5 separate regions of the Homo sapiens genome follow, and all the other regions are linked to region 1. A link is a contact called in ENCODE Hi-C or POLR2A ChIA-PET data. All regions are on one chromosome and are shown on one strand. Each heading gives the region's core, a stretch centred on a gene start or an enhancer-like site at or near the end of the contact. The rest is flanking DNA. Distances are from core to core; before and after follow the strand shown.

What was found. Hi-C counts contacts between places; a loop is a spot of excess contacts on that map. ChIA-PET counts read pairs that join two places held with the same protein, here RNA polymerase II (POLR2A). Pooled maps may share reads with other maps.
Region 2: a map of CD4-positive, alpha-beta T cell shows a loop between it and region 1 (5-fold over the local background). The contact joins the promoter of TAF5 here to the promoter of FBXW4 in region 1. A Hi-C loop is called at or near these places in 1 of 168 maps with a recorded cell type or tissue (CD4-positive, alpha-beta T cell), 2 of 37 single-sample maps with no recorded cell type and 5 of 50 pooled maps.
Region 3: a pooled map shows a loop between it and region 1 (5-fold over the local background). The contact joins the promoter of BLOC1S2 here to the promoter of FBXW4 in region 1. A Hi-C loop is called at or near these places in 4 of 50 pooled maps. POLR2A ChIA-PET finds 5 or more read pairs at or near these places in 2 of 52 experiments (IMR-90 and activated T-cell).
Region 4: a loop to region 1 is called in a pooled map, with 5 times the contacts of the local background. The contact joins the promoter of NDUFB8 here to the promoter of FBXW4 in region 1. A Hi-C loop is called at or near these places in 1 of 37 single-sample maps with no recorded cell type and 6 of 50 pooled maps. POLR2A ChIA-PET finds 5 or more read pairs at or near these places in 1 of 52 experiments (GM12878).
Region 5: a loop to region 1 is called in a pooled map, with 5 times the contacts of the local background. The contact joins the promoter of ARL3 here to the promoter of FBXW4 in region 1. A Hi-C loop is called at or near these places in 5 of 50 pooled maps. POLR2A ChIA-PET finds 5 or more read pairs at or near these places in 2 of 52 experiments (A549 and activated T-cell).

The regions. Positions count from the first base shown.
Region 1 is chr10:101,692,892-101,697,356 of GRCh38, reverse strand. It overlaps FBXW4 (F-box and WD repeat domain containing 4), which reads left to right and starts at 2,187. Exons shown (of 9, transcript NM_022039.4): 1 at 2,187-2,976. The coding sequence starts at 2,252. RefSeq lists silencers at 2,018-2,297, 2,328-2,377, 2,658-3,117 and an enhancer at 3,428-3,507.
Region 2 is chr10:103,365,420-103,369,884 of GRCh38, reverse strand. TAF5 (TATA-box binding protein associated factor 5) reads right to left here and starts at 1,909. Exons shown (of 11, transcript NM_006951.5): 1 at 1,337-1,909. The coding sequence starts at 1,895. RefSeq lists enhancers at 607-676, 1,807-2,046, 1,799-2,093 and a silencer at 1,137-1,676.
Region 3 is chr10:100,284,693-100,289,157 of GRCh38, reverse strand. It overlaps BLOC1S2 (biogenesis of lysosomal organelles complex 1 subunit 2), which reads left to right and starts at 2,478. Exons shown (of 5, transcript NM_173809.5): 1 at 2,478-2,553; 2 at 2,945-3,061. The coding sequence starts at 2,499. PKD2L1 (polycystin 2 like 1, transient receptor potential cation channel) reads left to right here. Exons shown (of 16, transcript NM_016112.3): 15 at 102-186; 16 at 680-1,009. The coding sequence ends at 762. RefSeq lists a silencer at 2,362-2,561 and enhancers at 2,852-3,151, 2,737-3,244.
Region 4 is chr10:100,528,090-100,532,554 of GRCh38, reverse strand. NDUFB8 (NADH:ubiquinone oxidoreductase subunit B8) reads left to right here and starts at 2,684. Exons shown (of 5, transcript NM_005004.4): 1 at 2,684-2,788; 2 at 3,049-3,175. The coding sequence starts at 2,704. RefSeq lists enhancers at 2,212-2,261, 2,395-2,977, 3,820-3,989.
Region 5 is chr10:102,711,830-102,716,294 of GRCh38, reverse strand. It overlaps ARL3 (ARF like GTPase 3), which reads left to right and starts at 1,898. Exons shown (of 6, transcript NM_004311.4): 1 at 1,898-2,022. The coding sequence starts at 2,020. SFXN2 (sideroflexin 2) reads right to left here and starts at 1,659. Exons shown (of 12, transcript NM_178858.6): 1 at 1,614-1,659. RefSeq lists enhancers at 681-1,256, 1,257-1,833 and silencers at 1,619-1,768, 1,587-1,981, 2,049-2,098, 2,139-2,238.

The sequences.
Region 1 (4,465 bases), core at 938-3,437:
ACAGGCGGATCACGAGGTCAGGAGATCGAGGCCATCCTGGCTAACACTGTGAAACCCCGTCTCTACTAAAAATACAAAACAATTAGCCGGGCATAGTGGCGGGCGCCTGTAGTCCCAGCTACTCGGGAGGCTGAGGCAGGAGAATGGCGTGAACCCGGGTGGTGGAGCTTGCAGTGAGCCGAGATTGCGCCACTGCACTCCAGCCTGGGCGACAGAGCCAGACTCTGTCTCAAAAAAAAATTCTCCATTAATGAAAATAAAGTAAATTACACTTGCATGATTATGGATTTTAATCCTGATTTATGTTGGGTTAAAGAAGTTTTAGTGCCTCCACTAAAAATGAGATAGAATATAGATGAACTACTCAGCTTTACTATGTATCCTGAATGAGTTAAGTACTCAAACAGTAAGAAATTACAAACATCTCTAACACAAATCTAAACACAAAATGCAGGAACCATATTCCTGCTATATCATTTGTCTTCCTTCTTGATTCGCTCATAGTACACAAATGTAGCAAAATCAATAAATATTGAACTCATGACATCACCTAAATGTGAAGTATTCCTGCCTTAGTAGTCTTCTAACAGTATGGTACCTGTGAATAAGTAAATTTCTTTATAATGATCTCTAAAACATGGCTTAAATTCTTTGGCCGCATTGAAATCTATAAAATAGTGCTTTCAATAAACCACTGCCTTGAGTTTGGAAATCGTTTTCTACACAAAGTCTTTGTTGCATTTGGAGAGGGGGAGGGATGGCATTTTTTTGTAACAGGATTTGACCTGTAACTATTATTAAGAATTTTCTTAGAGGAGTTCAAAGCATTTTACAGGGATCATCTCATTTATCCCTCGAAAGTAAGGCAGAGGCATTATCTCCACTACAGATTGAGAACACTAAAAGGCCAAGATAGGTGGGGCTTTTTGTTGTTGTTTTGCTAAGATCAAAAAGTAATTCTAGGGCAAAGCCAGATTCCGGTCTGACCTTGTTACATGATGCTTCTTGCAGCACCATAATACAATGTAGTTGCTTCCCTAGGTTTCTCTTTGGCTATGCTAGGTGTTGAATAATTTTCAGGGTCAATTTTTATTCTTCCCTGCTCCCTGAAAATGAGTGTTAAGATGTAGATAAGTACAAAAGAAAACTCTCCAATCCTTCCTACCTGGATTTGGAGTACAGGATAAACAGACAGAAATTGGCATCTTCCTCCCCTCCTCCAAGTTTTACTGCCTAGCCCAATGCTAATAGAAAAATAACCCGAGCCACAAATGCAAGTCCCATGTATAATTTTAAATTTTCTAGTAGTTACATTAAAATATATTGTATTTAGCCCAATACAGCGTATCCAAAATATTAACACTTCAACACGTAATCAATATAAAATTATTAATGAGATATTTTGCATTCTTTTTTTTGTATGGCTTCAAAATCTGGTGTGCATTTCTCACTTATAGCTCATTTCAATTTGTATTAGCCACATTTCAAATGCTCAGCAGCCACATGTGACGAGGGAGGACACTGTTGGACAGCACAGGTCTAGACCTCAGTAGCTCTCCCTTCAGATTAATGCCATGTGAATCGAATGGGTGGTATGAAGAATGGATGCTGAGTCCTTGGAGAATCCACTTGCACTTGGGTGGTGACTGATAAGAAGCCCTAGCTGTGCCATTTCCTGATACATGACTGTTTTTGAAGTTATGGACTCAGGATCTAGAAGACTGCAAATCCCCAAATACGTCTAACACCCAAGCTCACGCCAGGACCGTGCTTCCGGGCCTGTGTGAGAACCTAAGCTATGGAACCTGTCAACTTCTAGGGCTGCAGATTCGTTGGGCCCTCACATGTGGCCCGTGGAAAGGAGGCATCACTCGAGGAAGAGGAGGGCTTCTAGAGGGGCAAGGCCACCCAACTAGGGGCTTCTTGAGGGCAGGTGCTCCAAATGGCCGCTTCCTGAGGGCAGCGGGTCCTCTTGTGGCCTCAGGCAGGGCCCTGAAACCGGCCTCACGTGTTTGCAGCGCGAACTCCTGTGCTTCCACCAAGCGCTCTCGGGGATGCGGGGGTGGTGTCAGCGCCCCGGCCCCAGCCCGCACCCCGAAGTGGCTCCAAGGCTGCAGGTGTGAGGGGCGTGCCCAGGGCTCGGCCCGCGCCGCCCCATGTGACCCGGTCCGACATGGTGTCGCCTCCTCCCGGGGCGGCGGCGGTGGCGGCTCGGGCTGGGCTCCGCGTCGGGCCGGCCCCGCGGCCGCTCATGGGCAGCCAGGGCCGCTCGGGGCCCCCCGGGAACGGCGGGCCCGGCGAGGGCGAGGGCGGAGAGGCGAGGAAGCTGCAGGAAGGGAGGGTGGCGAGGGGGAAGCGAAGGAAGGGGAAGGGGAAGGGAAAAGCGAGAGCGGGGCAAGGCGGAAGAGGAAGCGGGGCGGAAGGGAAGCCCGGGCCGCAGACGGCGAAGGAGGCAGCCGGGCCGGGGGCTGACGCGGGAGCGAGGGCATGCCCAAGGGAGGAAGCAGAGGGAGGCAGAAGCGTGGAGGAAGGGGCGAGAGGCATCGTCAAGGGAGTCGAGGGGAGCGCAGGGGCCGGGAAGGAGGCACAAGGAAGAGAGTATGGGAAGAAGGAGGAATGGAGGGTCAGGGCTAGGCGGCGGGAGGGCGCCAGGCCGGGAAGAGCACAGGGACGAGGGGGTCAGGCTTGGGCCGACATCGCGGGGACAGGGGTGGCCATGGCGGCGGCGGCCGGGGAGGAGGAGGAGGAGGAGGAGGCGGCTCGGGAGTCGGCTGCCCGCCCGGCCGCGGGGCCTGCGCTCTGGCGCCTGCCGGAGGAGCTGCTGCTGCTCATCTGCTCCTACCTGGACATGCGGGCCCTCGGCCGCCTGGCCCAGGTGTGCCGCTGGCTGCGGCGCTTCACCAGCTGCGATCTGCTCTGGCGCCGGATAGCCCGGGCCTCGCTCAACTCCGGCTTCACGCGGCTCGGCACCGACCTGTAAGCGTCCGCTCGCCCGCCCGCTCCCCGCCCCGAGCCGGCCCCGCGTCCCGGGAAAGGGCGGGGCGCCGCGGCCTGGTCGGCCCAGGGTCGTGTCGCACCCCGAGTTTCTAGGCCTACACCTGACCTCCGCCTACACCCTTTCCCGAGCACTCTCGGGGACCCCTTTGCCCCTCCTCCCCAAGGCCTCCATCTGAGGCAGCCTCCCGAGAGCATCCCTCAGTAGGCACCCTCCCGGGTGGGCCGCTCCTCACAATTAGCCATCTTAGGCACTCCCTACAGCTTTCGATTGTGTGTTTTTGCAGAGGTTTAGCTGCCCCGGTTCCTTCGCCCCAGAGGAGCCAGTCTGGTACGGTGCTTTGGACGATTCCTTGAGTCCAGGTCTAGGACTCAGGTTCCTTAAGTGGTCTATCATAAATTTTTGTGGACTTTCATCTTTCATCCTCCCTACCCTTTTCTAAAGGTTGTTAAGCTTCAGGGCTCGGACCTTAAGAGAAGCCCTCGGTCCCAGTGTTCAGCCATAGTTTATGACTTCATATAGGCAGAGCGACACGAAAAAGGGGGCCTGCTTGAGGCAGGAGGCTGGAGTCTGTCCAGGATGTGTACAAGACATGGTATTGCAATTTGGCCTGTTTTTGGTAGGGTCTGAGACCTGTGAATGAAAAACTTTTCTGAACCACTTAAACTGTTAAATAGGAAGGAAAAAACATGTAGGGAATTGGGGGAATAAGAGCTTTCAGATTGCCCCCTATTCCACCCATTTTTTAAAAAGTAGTTCTTTCTAGTACATTATGACAACATTAAATAACGTTTTTAAAAACATAAAAAGCCATAATACCATCACCTCTAGACAATTATTTTCATTTAAAAACCTTTTCAGTTGCACATATAATTGCTATCTTACTGATCCTAACAGAATAGGTACATAGTAAATGTTTGTGGGCTGTCGCATAATGAGATTAAAGAACATCCCTCTACTATTAAACTTACATGTAGTGTTCAGCTTTTTGTTATTATAGATAATAATGAAATAATGCATTTTTGAGTAACAGCTTTACTGAAATATAAGTCACATGTCATTACCATACATATTTTTTAAAAATCAGTTCCTTAGGATAAAGTCTCAAGGTGGCATTATAGCAAAGGTTATGGTTTGCAGAGGTGCTGTACCAAATTATAGTGGGACCAGCACAGAGTGAACAAATTTTATGTGAGAATTTAGAAAATCTTTGCCACTTTAGTGGTCATTTAAGGTACCAAAGTTGTGTTATTTTGCATCTCTTTTACCACTGGCTGGGATAAATATATTCCCATGTGTTTGTTTCACCTGGGAGACTGTCTCTTCCCACTCTTTGCCCATTTATTACTGGGGTCTTCTTGTTTTTCCTATAAATTTGGAATCTTTGTGGGTCTTAGATGTTAGAATCTAGTCTGTCATCTTTGATCCAGATATTTTTCCCAGTCAATTCATTTTACTTTACTGTTTTAC
Region 2 (4,465 bases), core at 660-3,159, 1.7 Mb before region 1:
GCAGCAAAGACAAAAAGGTCTGTCCAATGCCCATGCCTAAACACATGGCTCTCAAGCTGCCATATGTCAATACTCCTTAGAAGCACTTATTCAAAAGTGAAGATTCCCAGATTCCACCTCTAGAGGACCTGATTCACTAAGTCTGAAGTGATGCCCAGGAACCTGCATCCTCCAAAGACTTAACACTGGTGGTACTCAGCCCATATATATTTTTAAAATTTCAGCCGGGTGCGGTGGCTCATGCCTGTAATCCCAGCACTTTGGGACGCAGAGGTGGGTGCATCACGAGGTCAGGAATTCAAGACCAGCCTGACCAATATGGCGAAACCCCATCTCTACTAAAAATATATTTTTAAAAATTAGCCGGGCGTGGTGGCGCGTGCCAGTAGTCCCACCTATTCGGGAGGCTGAGGCAGGAGAATCGCTTAAATCTGGGAGGCAGAGGTTGCAGTGAGCTAAGATCACGCCACTGTACTCCAGCCTGGGCGACAGAGCAAGACTCCGTCTCAAAAAAAGAAAAAAAGAAAAAGAAAAAAAATTCAACTTTTAGCTGAGATTCAGGGGGTACATGATGTGCAGGACTGTTACAAGGGTATATTGTATGGCGGCCGGGCGCGGTGTCTCACGCCTGTAATCCCAGCACTGTAGGAGGCCGAGGCAGGTGGATCATCTGAGGTCAGGATTTCGAGACCAGCCTGACCAACATGGTGAAAGCCCGCCTCTACTAAAAATACAAAAATTAGCCGGCCGTGGCAGTAGGAGCCTGTAGTCCCACCTACGCGGGAGGCTGAGGCAGGAGAATTGCTTGAACCCGGGAGGCGGAGGTTGCAGTGAGCCAAGATTGCGCCACTGCACTCCAACCTGGGCAACAGAGCAAGTTTCCGTCTCAAAAAAAAAAAAAATCTATAAAGTATTTATCAACACATCTTTTAAGAGGAACTAAAGAAATAAAGAGAAAATAAAGTACTTACAGTACTTAAAGTACGCTAGTACGAAACTGTACAAACACTGTTAGTGTCATGCGGACCTGCCCAAGGCTCAAAAGCCCAAATGAAAGGAAAGGGACCAAGAGCGTGAAGATCCCGCCTCTCCGCGCTCACCTTCCCCATACATCCCTCTGCTCAACAGCTCTCCTCAGCTTCTCACTGGAACTGACAGCTCGGAAGGGGGTTTGACTGCGCAGCCCGCGCACTAGAGAAAGGGGCGGGCATGTGGCCCTAGAGGCGGGCCCAGGAAATTCAAAACAAGCCCGCAGAGGTGCAGGCCTGCCAGCCCCTGCCTTACCGGCTTGCTCCCCTTCGCGGCGGCCGTACCTACCCGGGACCCCACGGCTCACCTTTACCCGGAGCCGCAGGACCTGAGGCTGAACCTGAGACGACCGTGGCCCCCGAAGCGCCAGTGCCCGGAGGGTCGGGGGCCGCAGGGCCAGGGGCCGAGGCGGTCACCCGGCTGAGAAGCGCGCTGGTCACCTCAGCGCCGGCGCTGTCCACCTCTCCCGGGGCTCCGGAGCCCGCCACTGCCTCCTCCAGCAGCCCGGCCTCACGGCGCAGCGCCTCTTCGGCCTCGCGGAGTTTGCTCTGCCGTAGGAACTGCAGCACGGCCAGTAGAGTCTGTCGGTCATGCGGAGCGCCGGCGTCCGGAGCAGCGGCGGGCACCGGGGCCGCCCCCGCCGGGGCAGCGGCGGAGACAGCCACCGTGGGCTTGGGGGTCCCGCCATCCCCGCCAGTGGACGACGACGCCGCAACGTTCCCGCCGCCGCCGTTGGGGCCGTTGTTGGTAGTGCCGCCGCTACCCTCGCCTGCGCCGTCCCCCGCCTGCGGAGGTAGCAGCGTTGGCGGTCCCTCAGGCTCTAGCTTGACCGCCACCTCCGTCTGCTCCTCCGCCAGCGCCGCCATCTTGCGGCTGAGCCACCTCGCGCCGTCAAGCGTGATTGCATTTTCGCCACATGGAGGGCGGGGAGGAGCATTTCACGACAACTCTAGTAGGCCATTTACGGCAGTAGGAGGAGCGAAAAGGAAGGAGAAACGGAATAGGAAAGAGAGCAACTTTCAAAACCGAGCGAAAGAAAGGCAGGAAGTGGGCATTGGTGACCACCTATTACATTTGCCTGAGAATAATTGCCATTTATTGCAGGCCAGCTATATTTAGGCATTATGATAGATGTTTTACATTATGTGATCTCCTTCAATTCAATAATCTTTTTCTTTTTTCTTTTTTTTTTTTTTGAGACGGAGTTTCGCTCTTGTCGCCCAGGCTGTTAAGCGATTCTCCTGCCTCAGCCTCCCCAGTAGCTAGGATTACAGGCATGCGCCACCACGCCCTGCTACAATTAAATAATCTTATGAGGTAATATTATCCCCACCTCGCAGATGGCTCAGTTGAAACCAAGAGAGGTTAAATAACTTACCAGAGGCAAGAAGAAAGTCCAAATGTCAACATTCGAATCCACGTATTTAACTCAAAAACATATACCATTTGCCAGAGGGAGGCTTCCGAGATACTGGTAGTTTTACATTTTGACCTGAATAGTGCTTACTTTTTTTTTTTTTTTGTCATTTTTACTTTTGTAAAAGTTAATCGAGCTGCATGCATTACATTACATTTATTTATTTATTTAACTTTTGAGACGGAGTGTCGCTCTGTCGCCCAGGCTGGAGTGCAGTGGCCCGATCTCAGCTCACTGCAATCTCTGCCTCCTGGGTTCAAGCGATTCTCCTGCCTGAGCCTCCCGAGTAGCTGGGATTACAGACGTGTGCCACCACGCCCGGCTAATTTTTGTATTTTCAGTAGAGACAGGGTTTCGCCATGTTGGCGAGGCTGGTCTCCAACTCCTGACCTCAGGTGATCCACCGGCCTCAGCCTCCCAAAGTGCTGGGATTACAGGCGTGAACCACTGCGCCTGGCCCGTATACATTACATTTCAATAAAAAGTTTTTAACGCCAGGTGCGGTGGCTCACGCCTGTAACCCCAGCACTTTGGGAGGCCGAGGCGGGCGGATCATGAGATCAGGAATTAGAGACCAGCCTGACCAACACGGCAAAACCCCGCCTCTACTAAAAATACAAAAAATTAGCCAGGCATGGTGGTGCGCCCCTGTAATCCCAGCTACTCGGGAGGCTGAGACAGAAGAAGAGCTTGAACCCGGGAGACGGAGGTTGCAGTGAGCCGAGATCCCGCCACTGCACTCCAGCCTGCGCGACAGTACGAGACTCCGTCTCAAAAAAAAAGTTTTTAAATACCAGAATGTTGTGGTTGTGAAATATGTACGTTATGTATTCATGCTATTATCCGTTATTACAAATAAACCATTTTAATTGTATATTTAAAAATCATGGCCACACGCAGTGGCACATACCTGTAGTCCCAGCACTTTGGGAGGCCGAGGCGGGTGGATCACCCGAGGTCAGGAGTTCGAGACCAGCCTAGCTAACATGATGAAACGCCATCTCTACTAAAAATATAAAAATTTAGCCAGGTGTGGTGGCGGGCACCTGTAATCCCAGCTACTCGGGAGGCTGAAACAGAGGAATCACCTGAACCCAGGAGGCGGAGGTTGCAGTGAGCCGAGATCGCACCATTGCACTTCAGCCTGGGCAGCAAGAACAAAACTCCGTCTCAGGAAAAAAAAAAAAAAAAAAAAAAATCATATATGCCATTTTGCAATGTGCTTCATAGGTTATAAAACCCTCCTGCATATTTTATCTCATTGGAAACTTGTAACTCTGTGGAATAGGTACAGACGAGAAAAGTGAGCCTGAGACATTGGGAAAATCTAGCACAGCCGTTCAAGTTATTGGTTTTGAGGTCTTACCAGCGTCCTTTGACCCTGCTTACTTTTAAAAAATATTTTATTTTATTAATTAGAGATCTGAAGCCTTACTATATTGCCTAGGCTGGCCTTGAACTCCTGGGCTCAAGCAGTCTCTCACCTCAGCCTCCCAAGTAGCTGAGACTACAGGCACAGACCACCTGGCTTGACCTTGCTTACTGGCTGAATAACCTGGAGCAAGTTACTTAATTTACTATGTCCCAGTTGCCTAATTTTTTTTTTTTTTTTTTGAAACGGAGTTTCACTCTTGTTGCCCAGGCTGGAGTGCAATGGCGCCATGTCGGCTCACTGCAACCTCCACCACTCAGGTTTAAGCAATTATTCTGCCTCAGCCTCCCGAGTAGCTGGGATTACAGGCATGTGCCACATCAGGCCCAGCTAATTTTGTATTTTTAGTAGAGACAGGGTTTCTCCATGTTGGTTAGGCTGGTCTCGATCTCCCGAACTTAGGTGGTCCACCTGCCTCGGCCTCCCACAGTGCTGGGATTACAGGCGTGAGCCACCACGCCTGGCCCCAGTTGCCCAATTTCTAACAAAAAAATAATAGTAGTTACGTCATAGTGTTTTGAGAATTAAATGAGGTAATGCATATGCAATACCTAGTATGTAATAAATAACCATTGGTTATTTCTACT
Region 3 (4,465 bases), core at 1,229-3,728, 1.4 Mb after region 1:
AGTCTATAGCAGTCTGAGTTCTCTGGAATCAGATAGAGAGAAAAGAAAAGTGGTACACAAACTATTTCTTCAAATGATTTGTCCCTTTCTTCTTCCAACAGAAGGAACAAGCTATTTGGAAGCACCCGCAGCCAGCCCCAGCTGTGACCCCAGACCCCTGGGGAGTCCAGGGTGGGCAGGAGAGTGGTGAGGAAGGGGGCCTAAAGCATCAGACAGCAGGCTTCCCTCCCTCTGCCTCCGCACAGGCCCCCTCGCCACATCCCCTGCACTTCTAGGACAACAGGTCCCATCATGGCTGCTGCTGAGCCCCACCCTGCATCTGGCCTTTTGAGCCAATGTTTCTGTGTGTGGTGGGCATCATGCTTAGGCTTGTGAATCAGTGTTTCTGTGTGTTGCCACATAGCTCTGTGAAATAACGTCTTCCACTGGGCCTTTTACTCCCTGTGTACTTAGCTCTGTGTGTTAATTAAAAAAAAAAAAGTTAACAAACAGGATAAAGAGAGGGAGGGTAATGGCTCTTCCTAAGCACCTGGATAGCCATGGTCTGTGAAAAAGGTAGAAACCAAGAGAGTAGGCGGTATCTAGATGTCTTCCTACTTCCCAGTGAATCCTATTCTTATCCTTTGTGCATCCCAAGATTTGTTGCTAGCACCCATGGGTTTCTCGTTTTCCCCCACAGAGGTTCCCTATAAAAGAGAAGAGGAAGCCTTAGAGGAGAGGAGACTCTCCCGTGGTGAGATTCCAACGTTGCAGAGGAGTTAAGTGTGAGGCACTCCCGGAGCAAAGTCTATGAAGGATCTTCTGCAAGAGGCTGCCTCCTGGTCCACTGAACCTGGAAACTGAGTGGGCTTTAACCAGGAGATAAAAATGGAGCCTGAAGGGAATCAGGCAAGGAAATGAACTCAGGATTCAGAGATCTTTGAATTAATATGTGGTGGGTTCTGACATTATTCTTCCATAAGACCATGTGGGTTTCCATGGTGGCTATCAATAAAACTCCTTAGGAAAACTTGGACTTTGCATTTGCTTCTGGTATTATAGAGGGAAGAAAGGCTGAAATTGTGGGTCATCCATGTGCCTGGGCTGGAATAGGTTCATGCTCTCTAGGAGGTATAGAGTAGGTGCAGTGATGTGAAGGAGCTGGGCTATAAGAACTTCTAGGCCTAGCACAGTGACTCACGCTTGTAATCCCAGCACTTTGGGAGGCTATGTTGGGTGGATCACTTGAGGCCAGAAGTTCCAGACAAGCCTGGGCAAAATGCTGAAATCCTGTCTTTAATAAAAATACAAACAAATTAGCCAGGTGTGGTGGCGCGTGCCTGTTATCCCAGCTACTTGGGAGGCTGAGGCATGAGAATCGTTTGAACTCGGGAGGTGGAGGTTGCAGTGAGCTGAGCCGAGATCACGTTACTGTACTCCAGCCTGGGTGACAGAGCGAGACTCTGTTTCAAAAAAAAGAACTTCTGGCTCGCAGGAATGGCTTGAAATAGTGGCTACTATGGTTGCACCATAGGAAAAGTGGGGACAGGTGACAAGTGAGACTCAGTCCTCAGGGTGGAGACAGTCAGGGTAGGAGGGCTGGGGATAAGGGGTAGCTGGCGTGTGTGTGTATGTACTGGCATCGGGGTGGGGTGAGAGGGTGCAGAGGGAGGATAACCAGGGATAAGAAAAGAAACTACCAAGATTTTGGGTGTCCAGGAGCCTGCCTGAGGCCTGCTGAATATCTCCTATCCCTTCTTCTGTGGCCTTTATCCCTCCTCATTTTGCACCTTCAATTGCTCCCCAGTCACTTCTTCTCATCCATCTCTTTCACTCACTCCTGTTCTCCCATCCCATTAAGTACTCTGTACACCTAGGAGGCTTGTGAAACAGCTTAAATGCAATTAAGATAACCAGAGTGTATCCTCAGCCCTAAAAAAGTTACAGTCTAAGCTTTCTTCAAGGAAGGCTGTATCAACTGAAGAGAAGTAGATGCCTGCCTGCAGTTTAAGAAATAGGGGCCAGTGAGTTGGTGTTAACTCAGGACATTGGGAGGGACAGTATTTAGGACCAGGGATCAATGCCTGAAGGTTTCCCAAAGTGTGGACGAGACAACCTGTAAAACTTTGGATTCCCTGAGCAATCTTTTGATGACTAACTCCAGTGCGGAGTGTCAGGAGAGCGGGCAATCCGTCTTCAGTGGTTTTGGTCAGCAGGCCACAAACAGGGTTGACTATTCCCAGACGGGTCGTGAGTGGTACAAGATGAGTGATCCCTCCAGGGTGTGACTGTAGGGATGAGCTCGCCCTCAGTCCCAGACGTCGCGACTGTTGGCAGTGGATCAATTCACAACAGCCTGGCGTAGCTTCAATTTCGGCTCCGGAATCGCCCTTTGCTGTGTCATAGACCTGAGGCTGGACTGGACCGCTAGGCGCAGGACTGCAGGGCCGGCCGGGTGGGCGGGGCACACCCAGTGCGCATGCGCAGCACCCCGGCCCGGAAACAGCGCGGGGTCCGCTATGGCGGCGGCAGCCGAGGGCGTACTGGCGACCCGGAGTGATGAGCCCGCCCGAGGTACCCGGAATGGATGGGGAGGAAGCGTCCGGTGGGGGGCCTGGGGCTCCGTCTCGGGTGGGCGAGGTTGAGTGTGTGGTGGCTCACCTGGCAGGAACGGGCTGGTGAGAGGAGTGCACTTGTCGCTGCGCGCGAGTGTTTGTCCTGTCAGGGTGACTGGGATGGTGCCAGGATGAGCGGGGGTGCCGGGTATGGGCGAGGGGCGGTGCGAGGGAGGCGAGTTGATGTGTCAGATGGGCAGGGACGCAGTGAAGGACTTGAAATTATGGCAGATGGAGAATGGAGCCGACTTGATGGAATGAAGGCAAGTGGAGGGATGTCGGAACAGGCTGCTTTGGCTGGATTAGCACCGGGTGTAGGCGGGACACTTAGTCATTCTCCCTTGGCCCAGACGATGCCGCCGTGGAGACAGCTGAGGAAGCAAAGGAGCCTGCTGAAGCTGACATCACTGAGCTCTGCCGGGACATGTTCTCCAAAATGGCCACTTACCTGACTGGGGAACTGACGGGTGAGGCGGGGTCTGGGTTGATTCGGGTGCGGTTTGGCCCAGGAGGCCTGGGAGATGGTTAGCAGCATCAGTCTGCAGCTCCCTTCCTACCCTGCATGCCCTGAGACAGGCCTGTTGGAAGTTGGGGGAGGCCATGAATGGGAGAGAAAGAAAATACAACTCTGCAGGCCTCTGTAACATAGACTAATGAGAAAACAATAACAAAAAAGAGTTCATATCCAGCAACAGTAATCAAGAAGTGCTTCCTTGGGGAAAGTGTATTTTGAGCAGGGTTGTGAAGGGAATTATTGGTGGAAAAGGGGGAGATGATACAACTAGCGAATGAGGTGGTATGTGCAAGCAGTGTGTTTGGCTAAAGCAGAAGATGTGTTTACCGGGATAAAGAGAAATGAAATTGAGGAACGGGGAGTGACCTGCAGATTTAGGGACCTATTAGTTTGGTCTGAGGATTTGATAACCCATCCTTTGGGACATGACTAGTGTTTGATCGTTTCCAAGTGGACACATGACCTATGTGTGGAGGAGGATCAGAAAGTGAAGTATGGGCAGGGCGCGGTGGCTCATGCCTTTAATCCCAGAGGCCGAGGCTGGTGGATCACTTGAGGTCAGGAGTTTGAGACCAGCCTGGGCAAAATGGCGAAATCCTGTCTCCACTAAAAATACAAAAATTAGCCGGCCGTGGTGGCGGGCGCCTGTAATCCCAGCTACTGGGGAGACTGGGGCAGGAGAATCGCTTGAACCCAGGAGGTGGAGGTTGCAGGTTGCAGTGGACTGAGATCACACCACTTGCACTCCAGCCTGGGCGACAGAGTGTGACTCCATCTCAAAAAAAATGAGAAAGAAAAAAGAAAAAGAAAGAAAGTGAAGTCTGGTCCAGTACAGCATCTCAAAAACATTTATTAAATTGTTTCACTTCCCCAGGAAATTACTGTAAGCTAAATTTGTGAATCAGAATCTATGAGAAAAGGCTTGATACAGAATAGTAGGGGTTGTGAATCTGTAATTTTTTTTTTTCTTTTTCTGTTTTTAAGAGACAGGGTCTCACTATGTTGCCTGGGCTGGTCTTGAACTCCTGAGCTCAAGTGATCCTCTTTCCATCTATTTTGGTTGATGGCACCACCCAGGCTTAAAACCCCAGATACATCTTAGTCTGCTTCCATCCCTCAATATCTACTTGAACAAGTCCTATAAATTCCACTTCTGTAATGTTCTTGCACCCATGCTCTCCTTTCCATTCCTTTTACCACCACTCTGCCTGAGATCTTCATTACTTTTCTTTTATTATTATTATTATTTAAAAAAATATGGCCAGGCACGGTGGCTCATGCCTGTAATCCCAGCACTTCGGGAGGCCTAGGCAGGTGGATCACCTGAGGTCAGGAGTTCCAGACCAGCCTGCTCAAC
Region 4 (4,465 bases), core at 1,435-3,934, 1.2 Mb after region 1:
CAAGTGGGATTTATTCCAGGAATGCAAGGTCAGTTCAACATCTCAGAATGATCAATATAACACACCATGTAGTAATCAATATTTTATTGATTAATATTTATAATCAACATAATACACTATATTAGTAAAAGAAAAAACCCTACATGATCATCTCAATAGACACAGAAAAAGCTTTTGACAAACCCCAACACCCCTTCCTGATAAACACAGGGTTCCAAATGATACTGTAAAAAAGCAAAAAAACCTACAGAGTCAGAGAAAATATTTATGAATTGTGTATCTGATCAGGGAATTGTATCTAGAATACATAAAGAATCCTTACAACTCAACAATAAAAAGACAAACCAATTTAAAAATGAACAAAGGGTTTGAACAGATATTCCTCCAAAGAAGGTATACCATGGCCAATAAGCACATGGAAAGATGCTCAGCATTATTAGTCATCAGGGTACTGCAAATGAAAACTGCAATGAAGTACCATTCACAGGCACTTGCATGGTGATACTAAAAAGAGACAATAACAAGTGTTGATAAAGATGTGGAGAAACTGAAACCCTCTCACACACTGCTAATGGGGATGTAACATGTCACAGCTGCTTTGAAAAACAATTTGGCAGTTCTTCAAAAGTTAAACCACAGAGTTACCCTATGACCCAGCAATTCTACTCCTAGGCATATAACCAAAAGAATAGAAAGCATACATCCAGACAAAAACTTATACAAGAATGTTCACAGCAGCATTATTCACAATAGCCAAACAAGCAGAAACAACTCAAATGTCCATTAACTGATAAATGTATAAATAAAATATTGTACTGTACATTCATATAATGGAATATTATACAGCCCAAAAAGGAATGAAGTACTGATATGTGCTACAACACAGACAAACTTTGAAAACATTATTCTAAGTGAAAGAAAATGGACACAAAAGGCCACATATTGCATGATCCATTTATATAAACTGTCTGAATAGGCAAATCCATAGAAACAGAAAGTAAATTAGTGGTTGCCAGTGGGTAGAGGTAGGGGCAACGTGCTAATGTGTATGGGTTTTTTCGGAAGCAATAAAAATGTTTTAGATAGTGATGATGATTGCACAACTTTGTAAATGTACTAAAAATAACTACTGTACACTTTAAAAGGTTTTTTTGTTTTTGTTTTTGTTTGTTTGTTTTTTGTTTTTGAGACAGTCTCACCCTGTCACCCAGGCTGGAGTGCAGTGGCGTGATCTCGGCTCATTGCAACCTCCATCTCCTGTGTTCAAGTGATTCTCTTGCCTCAGCCTCCTGAGTAGCTGGGATTACAAGTGTACACCACCATGCCCAGCTATTTTTGTATTTTTAGTAGAGATGGGTTTTTGCTGTGTTGGCCAGGCTGGTCTTGAACTCCTAACCTCAAGTAATCTTCCCACCTCAGCCTCCCAAAGTGCTGGGATTACAGGCGTGAGCCACCGCACCCGGCCTAAAAGGGTGAATTTATGGTATGTGAATAATATCTTAATAAAAATAAATAAATTAGATCAACTCTGTTTCTTGACCTAAATTGGATCAGGGTTTGCTATTGGTTGAATGCAGATGTTGTGCAATTATTCTGAACATCAACTAGTGATGTCATTTACAAGACAGCAAGTTGCTGTGTAGTCCTTCCCAAAATTTATATATTAAATAGTATATATCCATATTTGTTTACTTTTTATAACTTAAAAAAAAAGAGACGAAGTCTCACTATGTCACCCAGGCTGGTCTCAAACTCCTGGTCTCCAGCCATTCTCCAACCTAGGCCTCCCAAAGTGTTGGGATTACAGGTGTGAGCCACAGCTCCCAGCTTATATGCATTTTTATTGCTCTGATATATACTTGAGAATGTTTATAATAATAGGTTCTGCTCCAAAACAGTGGTCACCTGAAAAGTCACTGGAAATACGTGCATATTTATAATGTGTAAGTTATTCAAATCCCAAGTGAAAACATTCATATGCAAACATAATAATGTCTCCAATTCTTCTGTTGAGTTAGTTTGTTCATTATGGGCCGGTTTGTAATTTGTTTTATCCAAGTCCTACCAACTCTGAGGCTTTAAGCTGTCTCTGGAGAGCTGCCTCTGGTGATAAGTTTAATTTTACATTTGTTGGGTTGAGGTGACTGAGACATGCAGATGGAAACACGGACTGAAACTAAGGAGCCAATTCAGGGCCGAATTGTGTGTTGCACTGGCGTCTAAGTGAAGATCAACCCATTTGGAGAACAGAACAACAAGCAAGACCAACAGGTGAATTTGAAGAATGATCATGTTTGGGGATGGAAGGAAGTGCCCGTGAAGGAGAGGAAAGCAAGCAGCCAGAGAAGAGAGTAAGACAGGCTCATTTCACTAGTACAGCTCCTGGGGGAGGTGGTTAAGCTGTCTACCTGAGTTGCTCAGGTTCCGAGTTCCCATCATCCCTGGATGGGTCTAAGTCAGCTCAGGGAGAAAAAGGACACAACATTCTGAAATGTCAGAGACCTGCCTGGTTTTCCCTTCTTCCCGCTTATCCTTCCCAGCCTCTATCCAACCCTTGGCTTCCCAACTGCGTATTTAAACCCCGCCCCTGTTGAACCCTTCGGCTTTTCTTCACTCCCGGCTTCCTCCGTCACGTTTGGCCCGGCTCAGCCGCCGTGACAGGCCTTTGCGCATGTGCAGAAGGGAAACGTGAAGAAGGTGAAGATGGCGGTGGCCAGGGCCGGGGTCTTGGGAGTCCAGTGGCTGCAAAGGGCATCCCGGAACGTGATGCCGCTGGGCGCACGGACAGGTCCGCGAGAACGGGCGAGACCTCAGTGTGGGAAGGGGGTACCTGAAATTTGGTGTATCGGGAGGGGGGATCGTAGATGCCGCGGCGGCAGCCTCCGGGTAGGGAGTGGAGGTGGCGTTGATATATCCAGAAAATGGGGTGGAGGATCGCACTGATCCTGCGAAGTCCCGGGCTCGGACCTCTGCAGCCCCTGCGACTTGAAGCCTTCGGAGCGGCTGGAGAGCGGGCTCGCTTCTGACCTGTTCTCTTCTGCGTTCTAGCCTCCCACATGACCAAGGACATGTTCCCGGGGCCCTATCCTAGGACCCCAGAAGAACGGGCCGCCGCCGCCAAGAAGTATAATATGCGTGTGGAAGACTACGAACCTTACCCGGATGATGGCATGGGGTGAGACAGAGAGGGTATGCTCGCACCCAAGTAGTGATGGGAGAAGGCCGGCTGGGTTGGGTGGCTTGACTGTGACCCTTTTTCCCGAACCTTCTCGTGACCCCTCAGAGTCAATGGAGTGGGTGCTTTTCTCTGTGGAGGGAGGTGGGAGGGGGGTGGGTGAGCAGCTGCAGCTGAGAGGACTTCAATTTTCTCCTTGGCTCAGGCTGTTTCCTCAAATGAGGAAGCCGAGGTTTTAATGGCTCCCTCGAGGACCCCCGAATAGCAGGAGCCTTCCTTGGCTCTATCCAGAGCGTCGAGTTTCATTTAGATTGAGCATCTGCTGCGCTCAGGTGCTGTCATCCAGGCATGTGACCAGGCTGGAGCTGGACTCCTGTCATGAGAATCTTATTTGTAAACGGAGTACTCTATATTTGTGTGTATGTCTCTTTAAAAAAAATGTTTTTCTGTTAGTGCTGTGGAAATCGTAGCAACTATTAAGCAGATTAAACAGCCAGCCCCCTTACGTACTCCAGTTGATGTTATCCTATCCCTTCCACACTCTTCCGTATCCATACCCACATAACATCCCAATGGTTAATTATCTGAAGTGATTATCATCGCCTTTATTTCCTGTCCTAATGTCACTCTTTCAATCTTGGTTTCAGCAACTTCTATTCTTCTTGTTATACACTCATTTTCTGTAGCATATGTCTAGTTGTCATCATTTCCTGTTTTTTCTTATGTTGTGGACAAGAGCAGCCTTGTTCGAAGCCAGTGTCAGATGAACCTGGATTTGTTGGGGAAAACCCAGCTTAGCAAGAGGTCCCATGAGGTGTTTGAGACGCAGAGATGAATGCCAACTGGGTGGTCAAGAACACAGTTATTACGAGAAGAGTGCTTTTCTAATCTGTACCCTTTTTGTTTTTATTCCAATTAGCTGGGTGACTTTGGATTCAGACTCTAAACTTTAATTTTTCATTTTCTATCTAATGAGGGAATCAGAGTACAGTCATATGTCACTTAACAACAGGGATACATTCTGAGAAATGGGTTGTTAGGTTATCTCCTCATTGTATGAACATTAGGAGTGTACTTACAGAAACCTAGATGGTATGGCCTGCTACACACCTCGGCTTTATGGTATGGCCTGTTGCTCTGAGGCCACAAACCTGTACAGCATATTGCTATACTTAATACTGTGGGAAATTGTAACACAATGGTATTTGTGTATCTAAACATAGAAAAGGTACATAAAAGTATGCTATAAAAGATAAAAAATGGGCCAGGCACAGTGGCTCACGCCTGTAA
Region 5 (4,465 bases), core at 649-3,148, 1.0 Mb before region 1:
AGGTCAGACACAAAGACCACTGAGACAGGCAAGGATTAAGGTCAAGGCTGCCTAGAGCAAGCTGGAAAATGAGGGTAATAATTACAAGAGCAGGCCCAGGTATAGGCTTATGGGTACTCGTCTGACTCCAAGGCAAGTGGGCTGTTAGGCACCAGACAACTTAGAAAGAGCAACCTCCCTTGCCTTTTTCACAAAAGGGCCAACAGTCTGGAGATGAGTAGATTATAGGGGTTTGTGCTCCTGTATCACCTCCATTCATCACCTCCTTAGTCAAGGCTCTGAACTGCTTTTTCTCTCCAAGGATCTGAAGCAGGTATGCAAGCAGCAGATGTTGATTTTTGTTTTCATTTTTTTTTTTTTTTTTGAGGCAGGGTCTTGCTCTTTCACCCAGGCTGGAGTACAGTGATGTGATAATAGCTCCTGGGCTCAAGCAATCCTCCAGCCTCAACCTCCCGAGTAGCTAGGACTACAAGTGCGCCACGGAACCTGGCTAATTAAAAAAAATTTTTTTTTGTAGAGGCAGGGTCCTACTGTGTTGCCCGGGCTGGTCTCCAACTCCTGGGCTCAAGCCTTCCTCCCCTTCCACCTCTCAAAGTGCTGGGATTATAGGCATGAGCCACTGCGCCTGGCCGCAATTACCAATTTCTAGGGGTTGTGAAAATGAAATTTGGTATGAAATGTATTTCATTAGGAAGGATGTAATTTCCATACGGGCTGATTTTGTCCACTGCTGTGTCTCCAGCGTCTAGAACAGGGCCTAGCACGTTTGTGTAAACTCTTCTTATAGTCCTCTGCATCGGGAAAGGGATGGGAGGTAGCACTTCCCAACCCACCCCAGTGTCCCACTTGCTCTTCCTTGGCTAAAAATGCAGGCTCATTTTTGCCTCCTCCAGGACTACAGATGGTACGCGGTCCTGTCCAAAGCAGCTTAGCAAAACCGGCCAGAGGCTGGGCACAGTGGCTCACCACTTTGGAACACCTGTAGTCTCAGCACTTTGGGAGGCCTAGGCGGGCGGATGGCTTGACCCCAGGAGTTCGAGCCCAGCCTGGGCAACATGGCGAAACTCCGTCTCTACAAAAACAAAATACAAAAAATTATCCAGGCGTGGTGGCGCCCGCCTGCAATCCCAGCTACTCGAGAGTCTGAGGCGGGAGAATCGCTTAAGCCTGTGAGGCAAAGGCTGCAGTGAGCCGAGATCGCGCCACCGCACTCCGGCCCGGGCGACAGAGCGACACCCTGTGTCAAAACAAAAACCGGGCCGATCCCCAAAACGCCTTTCACCTGTGCTTTCAGCTCACCTCAGGGCTCAGGGCCAGCCCCCAGGCTGCTTCTTGCCCTCCGACAGACGGCCTCCCCCCATCGGTACTCCCCCATCCCGGACAGCTCGTAACGCCCCAGCCGCTCGGCCTGGCACTCCTAGGCAATGGGGGTCAGAGCAGAGGGGCCCATCTGCAGCCCCAGGGCGCACTTCGCGCCACGTGGCTTCTGCAGGTGGAAGTCCAGCCCGCGCTGCAGCCCCGCCTGGGCAGTCAGGACAGCAATCTCAGCACCCACCCGAGATGTGGGGATTGGAGGTAGACAGGGCGAGCGCCATTGTCCCAAGGCCCCTTACCTGGTCCCGGGACAAATGCCACCAGTTACAGCCCGCCTTGAAAACTGGCCCGGGTGAGAGGAGGACCTGGGCTGGGGAACTGCCCCCACGCCCGCCCCACGCCCCTCCTTTTCGACCAATCCCAGGCCGGGAGGCTCCCGCCAGCCACGTGGGCAGGCTTTCTCCACTCCCTGGTCCAGGCGAGCCGGCGGCGGCCTCTGCAGCTCCCGTAGCCCGCCCACTGCGTGGGCGGGCGCCTTAGCGCACTTGCGCACTCTGGGGAAAGCGGAGCTGCACCCCGCCCCGTATTGCTGCTCAGCTCCTCAGCTGTGCGTGCGAGGGACGTCGGGGGCGGCGCCGCAGCAGTTGCCCCTGGTAACGGGGGAGGCAGCAGGAGGAGGAGGAGGAGGAGGGACTCGGCGGGAGGATGGTGAGTGTGGGGGCCTGGGCCCCCTTGGAGCCGGCCGGTTATCCCCCTCCCGTCCCCAGGCCCAGGGCGGAGCACTGCGCTTAAAGCCAAGGAGGGAATGGGACGTCGCTCAGCCTGCTATCTGGGTTGTGGACTGATTTCGGGGGTCGGCGGGGAGACCCGAGGGTGGGCCCTGGAGGGAGGCCTGGGCCTGGAGAGGAAGGCGGGGCTTGCAGCGGGTCCGAGGCTTGGGGAAGGGGCTGGCAGAGTGCGCGGCTGGCCGGGTGCGGAGCCCGGGCTCCATCATTACTCTGGGGACAGGGGTGAGGGCGGATCCCAGGAACTGCGGAGAGCAGCTTTCGCTAGCAGGCTTAGACTTCCCGGGCAATCGGTCTCGCGGCTTTGCAGTAAAGTGGGGTTCGTCTGGAGCCCGGCCAGAAGCGGAGAGAAGGCCGGCCCCATTGGCTCTGAGGTCGCCCTGGCGGTAGCAGGGGAGATGGTAGCCTAGCTCTCCTCCTTCTCGCGCTGTGCGGGCCCCTGGGGGGTAGGGAAGTAAGTCCCACGACACAAAGGGGTGCCGCTTGGAAGGGATGCCTGGTGGATTTTACGCCGTCTTGGTGTCTGCGTGGCGGGTGCGCTTCCTCAGTCCCGAATTATTTAGTTATTTGCTGAGAGTTTTGCAGGATCTGATTGTTGGTGATGACCGATTTTTCATTCAATACATAATCCATGTTGATGAAGACATATTAGCTGCTCCGTCTCTAGAATTTCCTTCGAAACCTTTTGCAGTCTCCTCTTGCGTGTGACCATACCAGGACCAAAAGATCTTAATCCTAGCTTGAGTTCTCCAAACTGAAAAGAACGAGAAGTTAAAAATGGAGATCGAACTTCAATCCGGGGCAAGGCTTTTCTCTGTCAGTCCCAATTAAAGCTTTCCCAAATTCTAAATTATGGTTGTGACAGATCTGACCGTTGACACTCTGTTTCTTGTTAATGTCTGTACAGTTAGTTGGAGGGAGTTAAAATGGAATTGAGTAATTTTAGAGCTATCAAAGAAAAATTGATTTTGAACACTTAAAGCAGGTTAGTTGGCTGCAAAGAGCCTGTCATCAAACTTATAGTCACTGCTCCAACTCTCTTCCTAGTTCCTTTCTTGACTTTTAGAAATGTTGAGCCATTTCTGTTGATTTAAGAAGTAAAAAAAAAAACAAAAAAACTAGATGCCCAGGAAAAAAAAAAATAGATGTATGTTTGGTCAGATTATCCAGTGAGTAGATTTAGAAAGGAAAAAAAAAACTCAATTGATTTTACATTGTCAGATTGTTAAAGAAGTAGGGTTATTTGATCTGAAGTTGCCAATCACATTTCACACTTGCTACACTTGCAGTTTTTTTTTAACCTCAGGCTAAACAGATTTTTACAACTGTTTCTTTTTCTTAATCATTTATACGTGAGCTGTCCTTTTAAAGTTAAAGTTTTTCTCAACAAATGAGTACAAACATAAATATTTACCCAGAAAATAGCTAGAATTGGAATGAAAAGGGCATGCCGAACCAACAGAGATTGAGATTCATCATTATGGATGAGAAGTGCATGAGAGTTGGCTAACTTTTCCCAGTTTGTTGATCAATTAAGTGTACTGTGTAATCCATGATTGTTTAATTTATAATTACAGGCCACAGTAAATTAACCACTGCCCATGTTTCCAGGTGCAAATTGGCACAGTATACAACAAATTTACAGTGTATATACAACACTGTTGTATACAACTGTTGTGTTCAATGATGAAAACAGATTTTGTTTTTCTTTTTTCCTTTTTCCTAAGATGAACAATAAGAAATTAAGACAAATTATTCCGGATTCTTTATCTGGTTTCCCAAAAACATTTTTTTTCTATCTCCACAAGCGTGAGCTGTTCTTAAAACTTGAAGTGAAACACTGAATTTAGTCAGTCGTGTGACTTAAGTGTATCCCATCTGGTATCCCATGAGCCCCCATGGTTAACTGTACAACTGAAGCGTGAACCCCAAGGTTTTTTTGGTTTTTGTTTTAAACTTCAGCTGTGACAAATACATATTTTTTTTCAAATTTGGGTAACTGTGGCAAAAACCCAAATATGGGTTTCTCTGAACATTTAGAGTCAGCTATTTTACCCCTGCTTTACAGTGCCAGGTTCTTGATGAATTACTAAAATACTAAAATGACAGTAATTTTAGCACGTAACTAACCACTTATATTTAACATATGATTCCTTCATTCAGTAATTATTTATGGAGCACTTTCTACATATATGGAGCTTGTGGTCGTTCTCAAGCATGTTCAACATTTGAAGATTGTTCCCAACAGTTACTTATGTTTTCTGGTTAGAAAATGGCCCGTGAAAAATTATTTTAAAAAAATAAACAAAACACGAGGGTAGTCTTTTCAGTGGCTGTTATGTGTCATGCTTTACATACATGACCTC